4 separate regions of the Homo sapiens genome follow, and regions 2, 3 and 4 are each linked to region 1. A link is a loop called in an ENCODE intact Hi-C map of the cell type or tissue named here. Cell type or tissue: IMR-90. All regions are shown on one strand.

Region 1 (2,500 bases):
TATAGAGTAATCTAGTTTTGGTAATCATTGCTCAAGTAGAGGGGATTTAAAAGTCTGTAATCTCTCTCCTCCTTAGCATAGCTGAATAAAAAATGAGCTGTTCTAATGCTTTGATAGCATTCATCTGTACCAAGCAGCCAATGTATCTGATACCACCTGCAATTCAGGTTTACACAATGTGAATTTTCACTTGATACAATTACACTTCTTTATTGCTTTGAAGATGGCATAGCAGACTTACCCACTTGATTGTTCAGGAAAGATGAAGATTGATGCTATAACTTTATCCCAGTCACTCATTGACAGCACATAAGAGTGACTATACAATGTCTGGTACTGTGAGTTCAAAGACATGGCTCCTATTTATAGTAGCTATGACCTCAGGTGTCCTGATCTTAAGTATAAAAACCCGTATGTATGTAATAATGTCTTATATTAACCAAACTTCTCTTTACTGTGTCTTGTATGCATTTGGCCTCAGAGTTGTATTTAGAGAGAAAACCTCCAAAACATGGAGATTTGGGAAAGGAGATGTGTGTGAATATTTGGGAAAGAAGTCTGTTTTGGAAGGCATTATTTTATTATTCTATCCAACCTTATTTTAAAAATACAGAAATAACCTCTAAGCTAGAACTGGGCTGTCTTAGTAAGCTTTTCATAAATACTGTTCAATTTTATTGAGCAGTCATAGAAGCTTAATTTGTACCTTAGTGTTTAGTGAAAACTGAATATTTAAAAGGTTAATCAAGTCATCTTTATATCCTCAATATCTAGCAACTATTTGTTCTTTGAATGAATGAAACTATGTGGTTCTCTAATATTAGAGACAGAACAAAGGAAAATGAACTTACATGGTTTTTTCTCCCCTTTGGGAGAAATATTTAACATGCTACAGAGAACCTATAGTTTTTAAAGATCCTCAGACCTTTAATAAAACCCTTTTTGCTTAGATTCAAGCAATTTTTATACTTTTGCTTTCATTAAAGCATATATTGAGCTTTGGAAACATATGAGAATTAAGTGGAATCACATAATATGAATTATGTTAGTTTTAGAAATATATTTTGTAACTGTCATGTTTTCTTTCATTCACCTCATTAATTTGAATTATTAAAATGTTATATTTATGTATATAACTTTCTTCTTACATATATGTAGTCTGTGCTCTTTATCTCACAAAGATCAATTGAGGATTTAAAAAATTTAAGTATCGCTGCTTGTAAGCAGTGAAACTATATTAATAGAAAAAACATCACAGAAAATAATTGGAAGATATAATTTAAATTAATTTATATAACCTAATTAAAAATAATTTTAAATAAATACCAGGTAAACTGTCTAGTAACAACTTCTCTTAGATAGGGATATGATTTTCCTGACATAACGGTGAGAACACAGTTGTCCTCAGACACTTAGACCAGAATTAAGGAAGTACTAGAGTACATGCCATGAAAGAAAGACTAGACTGAAGAACCTTTTGGGTGAATAATCCATTATGTCTTTCCCATCTGTTTTATGCTGTTCACATTCTCGCTATGTGAAGTTATTCAGCCACTGGAGGTCTCTGTTTCTCTGTATAATTTTAGCAAGATGCATGTTTATCATTATTTGTAAAGAGAACCATTCCCTTACAAAATCACTGATATTAAATAAGGGAAGCTAGTTAGCTACATTTCTGTTTTCAATAGCTAGAAACTGTATAAGCCTTCTATATGTTATAGTCACAGTTTCAGTTTATACAGGACAAAATTTGTGGCAATTATCTTGCGTGGGATTGGATGAATATCCACATTTCAGGATCTTCAAATAGCTTTGTCTTCAGTATTATTTCTATTTATGTGACAAAGCACCAACTATAATTGGTGAATTGATTTTGCCTTCTCTCAATTTTCTTATTTGGAAAATTTACATGTTTTTCTTTAAAATATAAAATAACCTGAATGTGTGTGTGTGTGTGTGTGTGTGTGTGTGTGTGTGCATATATACATATTTTTTTATTTTTTTTGTGAGATGGCATCTAAGATGCCATCATTCTAAGATACACCATTATTTTATGAATCAGTAAGATAAAAAAAAATTACCAAATTAAACCAGGACACAATATTTATTGTAATATGTATCTTGGTTTCTAGCTCTGTCACCCAGGTGGGAGTGCAGTGCCACAATATCACCTCACTACAGCCTTGACATCCTGGCCTCAGGTGATCCTTCTGCTTCTGCCTCCTGAGTAGCTGGGACCACAGGCACACACAATGAGCACAGGCAGTTAATTTTTAACTTATTTGTAGAGACAGGGTATCCCTATGTTGCCCAGGCCGGTCTTGAACTCCTGGACTCAAGTGATCCTCCCACCTTGGCCTCCCAAATTGCTGGGGTTATAGGTTTGAACCACTGCTCCCGGCTGTAAAATCCTTCTTCTAAAAGAAGGATTTCAAGGAATTAAGAGAATATTTGCCTACAAACTACCTTGAAATATATTTTAAGACTAATAAAAATTCAA
Region 2 (2,500 bases), 190 kb after region 1:
CAAGAACCCTCAATGACTTTTATGCCTCATCATATTCCATCAATTCTGCCATAATCTATTGGTTTGAAGTTTATTGTTATAAATCCAGCCCACATTTCAGAAGAGGGGAATTCAACTCAACTTCTTGAAGTGAGGAGTATGATATAAAGGAGTTTGCAGATATATTTTAAAACCACCACATGCATTGAAAGGATAGAGAAATAATGCTCAGGAAACTATCCAACATAATTGAGCCACTAAGGATCCAGATTTGTTTTGAAAGTTTTCTCCTCTGTTTCTCCTATTACCTGGAAAATATCTTACCTTGGCTTCTGAAGCTATTGATATATATCTAATTGCTATAGGTATATTCCTAATAAAGTCTAAACTAATTACTAGGGAAACGGAACCCACAAAATTATGTTTATTTTTCCTTAATTCTGGAGTATTAATGTTAAATATGACCCTCCTGTCCCAGGATGTCAGCAGAGGCTTCAAAGCTGGGAACACTATATTTTAAGTGCTCTCTTGTTCTGAAGACCAGAGACATTTCCAAAGGACTTGCTAAAGAGTGGAAATAAAAATGATCTTATAAACTTTAGCCAATGTGACATGAGATAATAAATTTGGAGAAATAGGAGGAAGATGCTTTGAAAAGGATTGTTGGCTTACTCAAGAGGAGACTGTTTTATTCTAACTCAGCTAAGTGGTGGAGGATGTCTTCTTATGATGAAGGGAAACTGCCATATTGCCCCTGGTGGTTGTTGGCTGAGCTGTGGAAATGAGCTTGGGTGATGCTGATCTGTTTACCCTGGCTTGAATCCCTATGTGCACAAGGAAAGCTACCTCGAGTAACTGCTAAAGAACAAGTAAGGAGAGAAAGCTGCAGTGAGAGCAAATAACTCCATTAGTAGGAGGGCAAGGGTACACTTACTGGAGCAAGAGAAGGCACTGTGGAAGGAAGTGAAATAGAACCCTTTAGAGAGGATGTCTAGTGAGGCAAGGTGACCCAGCAAATGAAGGTTCTGTGGGGTGTCATTAGAAATGGGGACTGTGAATAAGCCACTTGAAGGCATCCAGAAAAAATGTTGCTCACTGGTAAATGATGTAATGTTGAACGCTTCTGTGGGAAAGCGTCTCCAGAGAACCCACCAAAACATCCCTTGTGTGAGAGAGCCAATGTTTGGACATCTTCCGTGACAGAGGATTTCCAACAACCAGGAGAAAATACAAATGATGCCATTAATTTTAAACAGATTTTTCCAATTTAACATTCATCCCTGTTCCCAACCCACGTCTAGGGGGAGCTAGAGGCAGTGTAGTGAGTCAGGAATGAAGTTGGAAGAGAAAGGTGGAAACATAGTAAAATATCATGATACGCCCTTGCTTCCAATTACTGTGAAACTGAGAATCAGTTCTGAGTGAGGCTGGGAAGTGGAAGCTTAAAATTGAGTGAAAACTGAATGCTTCGTTGTATATTAAACTGGAAAGAAGATGGAAAAGGAGACTATTCTAATGCCTGAAAGTAATCAGAAAGCTGTGGAATCTAAGATATGGCCAAGAGGTAAGGGAAGGAAAATACGACAAAACAGGTTTGAGGACAGATATGAACAAAATTAAAAAAAAATCCTACTTAAACTCTTTGGCCCATTCAATAAATTTGTTGCAAAAGAGCTTGTTGGGTACAATGTTTTCGAGTTAACGTCCTGTGGCATATTGGATCTCTTCACAGATGTTCATCAAGTGATGGTAAGTGGGAGAAGTTTATCTCTATTCTCACCCATCCTATAAATGCTGTGGAGTGAAGTGATGAACTGAGAGACTCATGTAAAATAGTACTGAGGATAAGCTGGCACTGAGCAAGAGGGAAGAGGACTAGTAACTATATTGTCAAGTACTGGCAATGAGAGACTGCATGTACACTGGAGTGTACCAAACATTGCCTTCCTGGTCAGAGAAATGAGCAGATCTGAGTAGACAATTTTTTTTCTTTTTTTTCTTTTTTTTCTTTTCTTTTTTTTTTTTTTGAGATGGAGTCTTGCTCTGTCACCCAGGCTGGAATCCAGTGGCATGATCTGGGCTTACCGCAACCTCCGCCTCCTGGGTTCAAGCAATTCTCCTGCCTCAGCCTCCCTAGTAGCTGGGATTACAGGCGCCTGCCACCACACCTGGCTAATTTTTGTATTTTTAGTAGAGACAGGGTTTCACTATTTTGGCTGGGCTGGTCTCCAGCTCCTGACCTCGTGATTCGCCCATCTCGGCCTCCCAAAGTGCTGGGATTACAGGCCTGAGCCAACATGCCTGGCCTGAGTAGACATTTTAACAGGCGGTGACAAGTGAACAGGCAACACTGAATGCTTTTCTAGACACCATAAGAAATAATTGCACTGTGGCTATTTTTTATTTATTTGGGAATTATTTGGAATCTTTTAATCTCTTCAGTTGGACTACTGCAAACTGATGATATTTGAAAGTGCACCTGCAACCACTTTTTTTTTTTTGAGATGGAGTCTTGCTTTGT
Region 3 (2,500 bases), 320 kb after region 1:
AAACTTCCTTAATATCATCCTTTCATGGGAATTCCTTAGAAAGCCTCAGGTACCCCAGAAATACATATATCTCAGTTTGAAGACTCTTCTTTTAATTCAGATAATATTTTACAGATTTTTTTAATCCTGAATATTAGAAGGAGTTAGAAAGTATATCTTGGAAATGTCTGGAAAAGGCTTATTTTAGGTGTTATTTTCAGAAAAGCTCTAAGTATTAATTTTCATTTTGCATTATGTTTTCATTATGTTTTTTACATAACCAAATTTCTTTCTATCAGAGTTGCCTTTACTTTTTATTCATATAATAGCACAGAGAACACTGATGAAGGAATAAAACTGTTTCCTACTCAGTATCTCCCTACAGGAGTGCAGCTATGACATCAGTGCTTGGAATGAACAGTTGCCTCCATCAGGAAGGCAACGTGACCTTTCCTCTTCTTATTATGGCAGTGTCCCATAGGCCTCATATTTCATTTATGAAACTCTAATCTCTAGCTTTTTAGTATCAAAAATAAATTGTGATTGTTTTGTTAGTTTTAAAACCAAAAATGATCATCAAAGCATTGTTAGTATCTCATGAATGTGTGTGTGTGTGTGTGTCTGTGTGTGTGATGGAGGGCTTCTTTTCAATAATAACAACATAGGAGCATTGTTGGTTGAACACTGATTGCTATATATGTTGAAAGAAATTATAATATAAATGTCATTTGCTGGAAGTGACTTGGGAATAAATTTGGGAGAAAGCACATTTAAAAGTAAAGCTATGATAAATATATCATTGTATATGTATCATCTTAAAATATTCAGAAATTTGGAATGTGGAAAATAACATAATAATACAGTTAGCTTACATATAAAGAAGTACAGCAAGGAAATGGAATCTTTACCTACCTTAATATGAGAAGAGAAAGAAGATAAAAACAATCTCTTCAGAAATGCTTATCCATTTGAGAAGACCTCATATATTTTCTATCCAGTAGAGAGCAGTCAAAGTCCATGATGCTGTCATGAAATTCAGGCCTTAGTATTACAGGCATGACTGTTAACACTGAATCATCTCATCCAGGTCCTTTCTGAGTAAGGATCTTTTAGAATACTGGACTAGTAGTCTTTCTTTGCGTACAATATTCTTTCTCATACCTGTCCTTGATATTAAATGCAGTATTTATATGCATATTTACACAGAAGTTTATTTGGACACAAACAAAAAACATGTAGCCAGCTTGTGGTTATTGGTCATGCTTTTAAAAATCTATAGTAAGTCTACAAACTATGGTATTTTAAAAAGTTTATGTAATAGAGACAAGCAGAAAGCATGAAGTGGGGTAAGCTTAATATTCCAGGAAAGAATATCCTAAGTGCCACCAGATAGGCAAGACTCATAATTACCAGAAGCTAACATATGACATCCTCGTGGCAATAGTAGTGATTGAAATACAGGGATTTTTCAGAGGTAGATAAATTAAAGAATAATTAAATTAAAAATCACCAAGAGATGATTAGATGATATATTCCATCTTTGTTACCTTGCTACCTTTCTCTTTCCAATTCCATCCTTGTTACCTTTCTCTTTTTCTTTTAGTGTGCCAGAGGAGATTAAAATATGGAGGGATGTTATCTAGTTATATAGATAGAAAGTATATCTTGCCATTGTTTCTGCATTATCTAAGGTTTTGATAGTTATTATATAAAATCTTTGAGTGCAGATCACTTCTGCTTTGCTGATACAACATATTCTCAAAAATGATCCTGAGGGACTACTCTCAAGAGACAGCATCTTGCAAATGCACAGGACCGTTCTATTTCTCTGTTTAGTCTCATAGACAGAAATCAATCTGAAATCGTCACTGGAAATAAGAAGGAGATGTATTAGGAAAGCAGTAAAATTAAATTTTAGTATGTATATTTTCATGCATTCTCAAAAATGTGTTCATCTCTTTTCTTTATAAAATTAACATCAAACAATTGGAGACTCCTTTAGTATAATGCATTAAAATGCTGTCTTTATTTATGTATCAATGGCACTATTGATTCATCATCAACAAGGCAGAGAGTTTGAGGTGGTTTTTCCCAGTAGAGATGTTGTCACAAGACAGCCACATTCTTTTATTTGGCCATTCTCACAACCAAAGTCATACACTTTAATTGGTAGACAAGAGTTAGGTATGTAATTTGTGGTCATGAAGCAAACTGGAACTAACTATCCCACATGTGGTGAGCTTAAATGTCAGGCTGGTCGGCTCTACTCTTGCCAGCTGAGCTAGTGTATCAGAGGGACCACTGTTAAGAATGGTTTGATCACAACTGTTAACAACCTCTTGTACTTTCCTTTAAAATGAATGCTTTTATTGAGGTTCAAATTTTTGTCATTGAGATTAATAATAAGTTTGAATTTGGTTGTGATGTTTCCTTAAAATATCAAGATTCCTCAACCAATAAAATAACTATTTTATTGAGGACATTTGAAAATATTGTTTCTATTACAAAATTTTATTGGGCA
Region 4 (2,500 bases), 490 kb after region 1:
AGGCGTGAATAATTTCTCTGCCATCTCTTTCACCCTACTCCGGTTACCATGCGGAATGCCATTCTGGGTAGCTTGGAAATGGTTCTAGGCTTGTACCATAAAGAGGTCCAGACATTTTTTGTGGACTTATGATGGTAGGGAGAAAATAAAAAATGGATGCAGAGGTTGACCTAGCTATCCTATCCAAGTCGACTGGGGTTTGGGGTTTCCAGAATTGTTGTCATGTTTGGGGAGCCTTGCAAGTGGATTAATGACAAGGCATTTTGAGGGCTGCTGATCCAGGGAAATGGATCATGTTGTCTAGGGTACATGGCATTTCATCCGTTTATGCACTCCATCTTGTATTTAAAGGGTAAACCTGGTATTGTGGGGTTGTTAACAGTTAGCTATATTATTGGCTCTCATAGAAGAGGGTCTCTGAGAAAGTTTAGAACCACATTTTGGTTATAAAAAATTGGATAATTATTAGGAGAATCGACTCTTTGACTGAGTTGTACCCACAAGTTTTTCAATATTTGTCTGATTCCTTGTTTGCCAGTGACTGTCCTTTAGAGGGCTTCAAATACATATTCATAACAACAAAAAACAGCTTTTTCCTTATAAATGTTACAATAGTAGAAGCTGTAGAAGATGTTTTAGAAACTGGCTTGTTCTTTGTGCAGTCATATATTATACATATACACACAAACTATATATATATATACACACACACACACACACACATATATACACACACACACACACACACACATGCAGAAGAAGTTGCATTACCAAATATGGTAGTAAATCTAAGTGAGTCAACTGTTAATCTCCTTTGGCAATACCTTCACAGACATACCCAGGATCAATACTTTGCAACCTTCAATCCAATCAAGTTGACACTCAGTATTAAACATCACATTAGGATAAGCCAATCAGCACACTTCATCCTCCAGATGCAGAGAATGGTTCAAAATAGTCAAATAAACTTAGCCGCTATAAATGATGAACATTTATAACAACTTTTTCTGCTAAGACAATGACACTGTCCTACTTGATGGGACTATAGGAATTTGTAGAACTGAGAGATTATGGAAGCCATCTGGTGGTCTTGAGGCGTAACTGCCTGTGATGAAGCCTATATCAAAACAAACGAGGAGATAGACCAAAACCAGGTCCTTCGTGTCGATGCTGGGCCATTAGATAAAGCCTCTACCTGAGCCAGCTTTACCTGTAGACATTTTAGGATATTACATTCTATTAACTGAATAAGCAAGTTTTGAGTTGAGTTTTCTATTTCTTACACCCAAAAACATCCTATTGCTTCAGTCTGCAGTTTCCTGTTTAATTGATAGAGGAAAGCAGTGTATTCAGAAGTCCCTAAAATAATGAAGGTCAGATTTTGAAATTCTTATTAGACTGTAACTTTTATTAATTTTTATTGTTAGCTTTTGTTCTAGGTTCAGGGGTACATGTGCAGGTTTTTTATATAGGTAAATGGCATGTTGTGGGGGTTTGGCATACAGATTGTTTCATCAACCATGTAATGAGTATACTACCTGATAGGTAGCTTTTCAATCCTCACCCTCCTCTCAACTTCCACCCTCAAGTAGGCCCAGTGTCTATCGTTCCCTCCTTTGTGTACATGTGTACTTATTGTTTAGCTCCCACTTATAAGTGAGAACATGCAATATTTGGTTTTCTGTTCCTGCATTAGCTTGCTTAGGATAATGCCTCCAGATCCAATGATGTTACTGCAAAGAACATGATCTCATTCTTTCTTATGGCTGTGCAGTATTCCATGGTATATATGTACCACATTTCCTTTATCCAGTCTTTGGTATTTAGGTTGATTCCATAGACTGAAACTTTTAAAAAATAAGTAGGATGGTGTTCTCTAGTGGTTTGCTTATCAAGGGACTGCCTCCATAAATAGGGTGACCATTAGTCTGATTGGTTTGCAAGAGAGTCCCTAGTTTATGCCTCTTGAACCAGCATATTTTTAAAGAGCTCCTCATTTCATAATTAAGTATCCTGGTTTGGACAATAAGTTCTATGGTCGCTGTACTAATAACATATCCAAGGCTCAAACAATTATTTAGCTTTGGTATCTCTATTATCAGATGAAACAGAGGTTAAAGCACATCAGTTTAGAAACATTTTTTATCTTGCTCATCACCATATTCCCATTGTTTAGAAGGGTGATGGGAACATAGTGGGATGACTATTTTTTGAATGAAGGAATGAATGGTGCCAGTGAGCATGACTTATGAGACCATAATCCAAAGCCATATAGCCCCTCTAATGCCAGTTTACTTGTCTCCAAAATAGTATTAAAAATAAATATACCCCATCTACCTTATGAATTTGTTAAGAGGATCAAATAAGTTAATTGTGTGAAAAGCTAGCAAAAATTTAAAATTATATATACATGTGGTATTTAATTATATACAAAAGAATGCAAATGTTACAAGTTCTTTCAATTTCTACCCAAGTAATAAATATACCTAAATTTGAGTCA

Evidence for each region. Hi-C counts contacts between places; a loop is a spot of excess contacts. Peaks named below come from ENCODE experiments on the same cell type or tissue, not always from the same donor. Only the 100,000 strongest peaks of a DNase experiment are listed, where the experiment ranks them.
Region 2: it touches region 1 in a loop (3-fold over the local background); 2 of 110 quality-filtered maps call a loop at or near these places.
Region 3: it touches region 1 in a loop (12-fold over the local background); 6 of 110 quality-filtered maps call a loop at or near these places.
Region 4: it touches region 1 in a loop (3-fold over the local background); 12 of 110 quality-filtered maps call a loop at or near these places.

Annotation. Positions count from the first base shown.
Region 1 is chr6:74,086,545-74,089,044 of GRCh38, forward strand. All of the region lies in intron 1 of LOC101928516 (a long non-coding RNA gene), which reads left to right. Among named protein-coding and RNA genes, the nearest start is that of CD109, 390 kb to the left of the region's middle. In IMR-90, a CTCF peak has its summit at 1,555; a DNase peak (open chromatin) is centred at 1,547; H3K27ac peaks cover 271 bases.
Region 2 is chr6:74,279,192-74,281,691 of GRCh38, forward strand. The region is part of intron 1 of LOC101928516 (a long non-coding RNA gene); the gene reads left to right. Among named protein-coding and RNA genes, the nearest start is that of CD109, 580 kb to the left of the region's middle. In IMR-90, a CTCF peak has its summit at 1,289; no DNase peak of the experiment used is centred here.
Region 3 is chr6:74,408,658-74,411,157 of GRCh38, forward strand. The region is part of intron 2 of LOC101928516 (a long non-coding RNA gene); the gene reads left to right. Among named protein-coding and RNA genes, the nearest start is that of CD109, 710 kb to the left of the region's middle. In IMR-90, a CTCF peak has its summit at 984 (motif pointing right); a DNase peak (open chromatin) is centred at 1,014.
Region 4 is chr6:74,573,933-74,576,432 of GRCh38, forward strand. All of the region lies in intron 2 of LOC101928516 (a long non-coding RNA gene), which reads left to right. Among named protein-coding and RNA genes, the nearest start is that of SNORD156, 550 kb to the right of the region's middle. In IMR-90, a CTCF peak has its summit at 1,074 (motif pointing left); no DNase peak of the experiment used is centred here.